Regions from separate parts of the Homo sapiens genome. Here region 2 is linked to region 1. The links are chromatin loops, found by intact Hi-C in ENCODE. Cell type or tissue: Caco-2. All regions are shown on one strand. Links, peaks and the distances in the headings refer to the core of each region. The heading gives the core; the rest is flanking DNA.

The links. Peaks named below come from ENCODE experiments on the same cell type or tissue, not always from the same donor. Only the 100,000 strongest peaks of a DNase experiment are listed, where the experiment ranks them.
Region 2: it touches region 1 in a loop (7-fold over the local background); 1 of 110 quality-filtered maps calls a loop at or near these places.

What each region holds. Positions count from the first base shown.
Region 1 is chr3:193,909,597-193,912,506 of GRCh38, forward strand. No RefSeq gene overlaps it. Among named protein-coding and RNA genes, the nearest start is that of LINC02038, 67 kb to the left of the region's middle. In Caco-2, for the core only: no CTCF peak of the experiment used is centred there; a DNase peak (open chromatin) is centred at 1,515; H3K4me3 peaks cover 1,115 bases.
Region 2 is chr3:193,812,354-193,815,263 of GRCh38, forward strand. No RefSeq gene overlaps it. Among named protein-coding and RNA genes, the nearest start is that of LINC02038, 30 kb to the right of the region's middle. RefSeq lists enhancers at 7-916, 2,739-2,910. In Caco-2, for the core only: no CTCF peak of the experiment used is centred there; DNase peaks (open chromatin) are centred at 1,318 and 1,923.

The sequences.
Region 1 (2,910 bases), core at 104-2,603:
CAGAACTTTGCGCAGTCAAATAGAAACTGCACGTTGACACTCTTGGATGGGATTACTTCAAGCTACCCCTTCTCAGGCACCTTGGGTTCTCAGCAACCTCTGACAGTCAGCCTCTCACCCACTCCTCTGTGGGCCTCAGCAGCTGAAGTGGGGATTCCAGGAGTCCTTCTGCCTGGCATATAGAGGGTGGCCCTGGTGAGGACCCAGCGTGCTGTGGAGGGAGAACAGGGAAGTTGCCCTCAGGACCTGACTCCTATGGAAGACTCCTCTGCTGTCTGTGCCCTGCTTCAAGGTGGGAGAGTGGGGTGCCCTGGTGGCCCCCAGGCCAGACCAGAGGCTCGATGCTCAGGGGGCAGGCAGCCATGGTGAAGGAAAGCAAACCTTGCTATTCAGGGAGACCAGTGCCTTCCTCAGAGGATGGGAGGGCGGATATACAAGGAGGCGTCCGGGGGCAAAATAACGGTGTAAGGAAAATGGTACTGCCCTAGAAGGCAGGAGAAGACCAACTAGCCAGAAGCTATCAGAGTCCTGGAGTCCCATCCACCTTCACTCCTTCGGCCTTTTTCATAAAATCGCTATGCCCTAACTCTTCTTCATTCCCCAGTCATGTTGCCACAAGCCACTCCTCACACAGCACCCTCCTCCCCTATACCCTGAGCAGTGTGTTTTCCTGAGAGTTTATATTTTTCCCCTTTGCAAATTATTATCTCCAGACCCTTGAATCTGGAAATGAGAAAATCAATTAGCAAGGGATTACAGTCTCAGACATTTTCCCCCACCTTTTGCTTTAGAAAATATATCAAGAAATCATTGTGACTCTTTAGATGGATATTTCATAAATCTACTCAGTTGAAAACTCAATGAGTGAGATAAAGGTTAAGTCAGATCCCTCAGATCTGTGTGTGCAGAGGTATGTGGAAGCCGCCAGGGAGAAAGGCCCTGAGTGAGGTCACTGTTACCACTTTCTGCCTCAAAATGTAAAGATGCCTTTAACAGAGATAAGGTGAATAGAAAGCCAGCCTTTTGCTTGAGATGAAACTATTATTTTTAAACTGGTCCTAAAAAGTCTGACCATTTCTCAATTTTGTGGGATAAAAAAAAGAATTCAGTAAAAGTTGTGCCATCCAAATTTGATGGCAATTAAGAAGCAAAAGTATCCTCTTTCAGGGAGTGAAAATTTTTCAGACAAAGAAACTGAGTCCTGGAGTGCATAAGTGATTTATCTGAAATCAAAGACACTTATTTTCTTCACTTTTCACACCACAGACTCATGAAGCTTCTGATCAGAGAGCACTAAAACCCAATTGGCTTGTTTCAGGCAAAGGAAGTGCCAGAAAGTCAGAGGTAACTGACTAACTGCTTCCACCTTGGCCCCACCAAATGCTGCAGGGTGATAAGGGTTAAATCAGACAAGTCCCAGCTCTCAGAGCTGCGTGTACTGAGGTGCATGTGAACAACCCTCCCCAGAGAAGGGTTCCTTCTGTTATCTTGATGGCAGGAGTATTCAGTGCCCTTTGCATAACCCCCAGAGCCTTGAGTCTGACTGCAAAGTTTGCAAAGACTGTCTCCAGGCTGTAGCCATTGCAAGTGCTTTTGCAAAGATTAGGCTGTTTGATAAACAGATAAAGTTGGAACTGGAAGGGACTTTAGAGTTTGCCCAATTCAGACCTCTCAACTTTCTGTTTTTTCAAACAGAGGAGGAAGTTGCAGCTCAGAAAAGAGGCAAGAATCATCCAAGTGACACACAGTGACTTGGCAGCGTTGGAGCTGGGACGAGAACATGAGCTTGGGTCACCACCTTGCACAGCCACAGGGGAAGGGTGGCTCCTCGAAAGGTCCCCAGAGCTCTCCTTCAATCCCGGACCACATGCTTCCTCCTTCCAACTATCAGCTCCAACTATTTAGCAGTTGCTGGCTTTGCACAAGGAGAACTGGGAGTAGTCGGCATATCGTTGGTTTGCAGATGGGTCCACCAGCTCAGCAGTTGAAGACAATGCCCCCTTCAACCTTCAGGTTAAAAACATTTATTTTCTTAAGCCGCATCCGCATAAGAATCACCAGGGACTCTTGCTAAAATCCAGCTCCCTGGGCCCCATGTCAGAGTAGGAAGATGAGGGACTTCATTTTCAGAAGCTCCTCTGGTGACTTTTAGAATAAAGCAAGCCTGGAACTCTCCCTCCTTCTTTTGTCTCTTCAGCCTGGCATTCAAGACTCTTTGCTATCAGCCTGACTTCCTGCTGATCACATTTCTATGCCTCACGGAACTTTTTGGCATTTCATAAAAATTTCGTAAATTCATAATAGTGAAAGCTACCATTCGCCCTGCACCTCTAGAGTACAACACAGGCAACTCTCATTGACAGACCTCTCCCAGGCAGATGAGGATAACGGCCCCCACTTACAGTGAAGACTAAGGGATGGGAAGTTTGAATAACTCTTCTAAGGGCACAGAATCCTCACTCTCAGTCACTTCACAGCACTGTTTCCGTGAGCAAGGCCTTCATTTTTCTCACACATATCTTTGTTTATGCCATTTCCTCTGCAAAACTGTCACGCCTTCTGCCTGCCATCTCTGCTTGATAATGTCCGGCTCATTCTTTCCGGCCAGCACCACTTCCCTCTGCTTCTTTTTAGGCACTTGCCACGTTATGCCTTGTGCTGGAGGTGATCGTAGGCACTTTCTCCACTGGCTTTTTAATATTTTTTAGAGATAGGGTCTCGCTCTGTCGTCCAGGCTGGAGTGTAGTGGCTCACTACAGCCTCAACCTCCCAGGCTGAAGCAATCCTCCTGCCTCAGCCTCTCAAGTGGCTGGAACTACAGGCACACACCACTTACGTCCGGCTAATTTTTGTATTTTTTGTAGAGATGGGGTCTCACTTTGTTGCCCAGGCTGGTCTCAAACTCTTGGG
Region 2 (2,910 bases), core at 130-2,629, 97 kb before region 1:
GGACCTCTTGGCACTGGGGGTGTCTATTCCTGTAACAAAGTCAACTGAGCCATATCCACATTTTCTCTAAAATAATAACTCACTTTGCAGAGAATGCAGAGACATTGTAATGCTGATGCCAGAGGAACGGGACAGGGGAAGAGAGAAGCCTGGAGCATCATGTGGGGGTGGAGCTTTGGAGAGGAGACCAAATTGCCTCTTGCATTCTACCTGGGCTTGAGTGCATTGTAGTGGAGAGACCACGAATTGGATGCTCCGCATGATCTGACTGGAGTCCTGACTCTGTTACCTACCCAATAGAGGACTTTGGAGAGTTACTTAACCCCAACTTAGCCTCTCTTGGTCTCTTCATCTGCAAAACAGGAATAGCACCAGCACCCCTGGGAAGTGATTGTGAGAATGAAATGAAAGAATATAGGACCTGGCACAGGTTGTGGCCAGTACAATTTAGTGACCTCTATAGAAACATTATTCTTCAATCACCTTCCAGTTTTCCAAACCAAGGGGAAGCTACCAGTGGGCGGGAATGGGCCATGGCCAGCTTGGGGTCCTCTGACTGTGCTGGGGGAAGGGAGGCCTCCCTTGTTTCTTCCTGCAGCCTTGGGGAGTCCTTTCATATGCATCTGCCCAGGCTAGGGGATTAGGCAAATGCAGGCCACAATTTGCAAAACAGCACGTCTGTCACGTTTGCTGCAGGAAATTTTCATGGGGACTCTTGTTAACTGGTGAGACTGCAGTGCTCTGATGAGGACAGGTCTCAAGTGTGGATCAGCCTTTTGGATAAGCATGAATCCTGTTTGCCTACTCCTTAGCCTCCCAGGGGTGGGGCACTACTTCCAATGAACCAGGGTTTGAACAAAAGCTGGGATTTGTTTTCCAGTGTGAAATCTAGCAGGAAGATGTCTGTGTTTAAATCAAGGCCCCAGCCCCTCACCCCCACTACCTCAGACCCTCCCAGCTCTTCTAGTGCCACCTGCAGTCTGGGGTGAGGGTGTCAATGTGTGTTTGGAGGGTAGAGGCGTGAGGGCAGAGAGGACTTTGTATTGGGTATTACCCCAGAGCAGGAAAGGGTTATTCAGTTAAACATTCATTAACTTATCACCTACTTTGCACCTAGCCGGACGCTAGACACAGGCGGAGCTGAGGGAGAGGCAATAGGGGACTGGGGTCTTTTGCTTCAAGAAACAGAGTCTATAGAGGAATAAAGGGCTATGCACAGCTGCACTGCAAAGCTAAATACAAGCACGCAAAGAAAAGTTCACAGGTGTTTTTGTCCCAGCAATAGAAGGCTGCATTCCAGGCCACCGGCCCTCACATTTCTAGCCTCAGGCTTTTAGAGACATTCCAGCCACTTACCTGCAAGACTTCCTAAGCAACATACCCTGTCCAGAAGAGAAAACAAAACTGCACCTGCCTGAGAGATAAGAAGCATATATTTATGTCTTTCATCCTTCTCTCAGAGGCAATTTACTACGATGGAGGCTCTAAGAGAATAAAGAAAGGCATGAGGGACCCAGTCTGCTGCTGCTTCGATTTGTCCTTGGCTCTCGTGGTGACCTGGCTTGAAGGAAAACCTCAGTTGGAGGCTGATGTATGAAGAATGAACAAATGAATGAATAATGATACACAGATGAGCATATCACAGCCCTGCTGCATAGGGACTCTACGGGGCAAAATTCAGAGTTCTCAATCACACAATTAGCCACCTGCTTGAGCAGATTCAAGATCAATGCTTTCTTCCGGGCACTGTACTGGCTTCACTCAGAACAAGTCCCACGTTGAGGAGAAAGACCAGCATCTTGACTGGGTGAGAGTGTAACTCACATTCTTGAACTCACACTTTTCTAGTGTCAAAAATTACCAACCGCACGGAAAGATTTGCCCTGTAGGTCTCCTCAGAGAGTGCAGCTGAGATTGTCAGCGTGAAGACCAGGTGGCCTCTGAACTGCTTGTCTTAGCATTCAGGACCGCTATGACCTGCTCCTGCCTGCCCCTTCCTACCCTTGACACTCAGAACCCACCTCACCCACTGCTCTTCTTCACACACAGCTCACTTGACCTTGGCACGTTCTTCTCAGCTGCGCCCATGTTCCCCACCGCCTAGACTTGGCTCATGGGTGGACTTCCATGACCTCTGCCTGCTTAGTCTTTAGCCCCCCACAGAAGTCCTCACCAAATGAAGTTTCCTCCAGTCCCTCCACTTGACAGGAACTTCTCTCCACTGTGTTAGCGGGGTATGGTGAGTGTAGCTCTGTGAGTTGGAGGCTCTGTGCATGCAGTGGAGCCAGCAGAGCCCACACAGACTGGCGAGCCCGTGGACTTCAGACATGTATGTGGACCAGCTGATTTGCTTCAGGGAAAGGGGCCCTGGGTACTTTGGTTCTTCATGTGTTTGGATCACTGATTGAGATGAAGACAAGGTGCTATTAATTCAGGAGAGGTAGAGAGAGGCTGCAGGCCAGGGTAGTGTGAGATCCTAAAGGACTGAGAATGTCCCACTGTGGCTCTCCCATGCCCTTGTCCCGGGAATTGTTCCTTATGCTAATAGAGTGTGGATTGATTTTCTTCCACAACAGCCAGGTAAGGGTGTGCAGGGTTTACACAGCACAAGGACACCTGGCCACGGGGCCAAATGGGGATGGAATCCCAACCACCCTCCACGTCCTAAGCTATATGCTTGGATGGGGTTACCCAGACAGCAAAAGGGGCACTGTTTTCTAATACACACAAAGATAAAGTGTGGGCTAGAGGCCTGCCCTAACATTTGCAGAGCCTGGGGCAAGAATGCAAATTAATCAATCTATTATTTAAAAGTTATAAAATAAGCCTAAAACTATTAACTAAAATATATTTTATCCTTCAGCCAAGACAAATAGATCTTTATAATAACATGAAGCCCATGTTCTAATT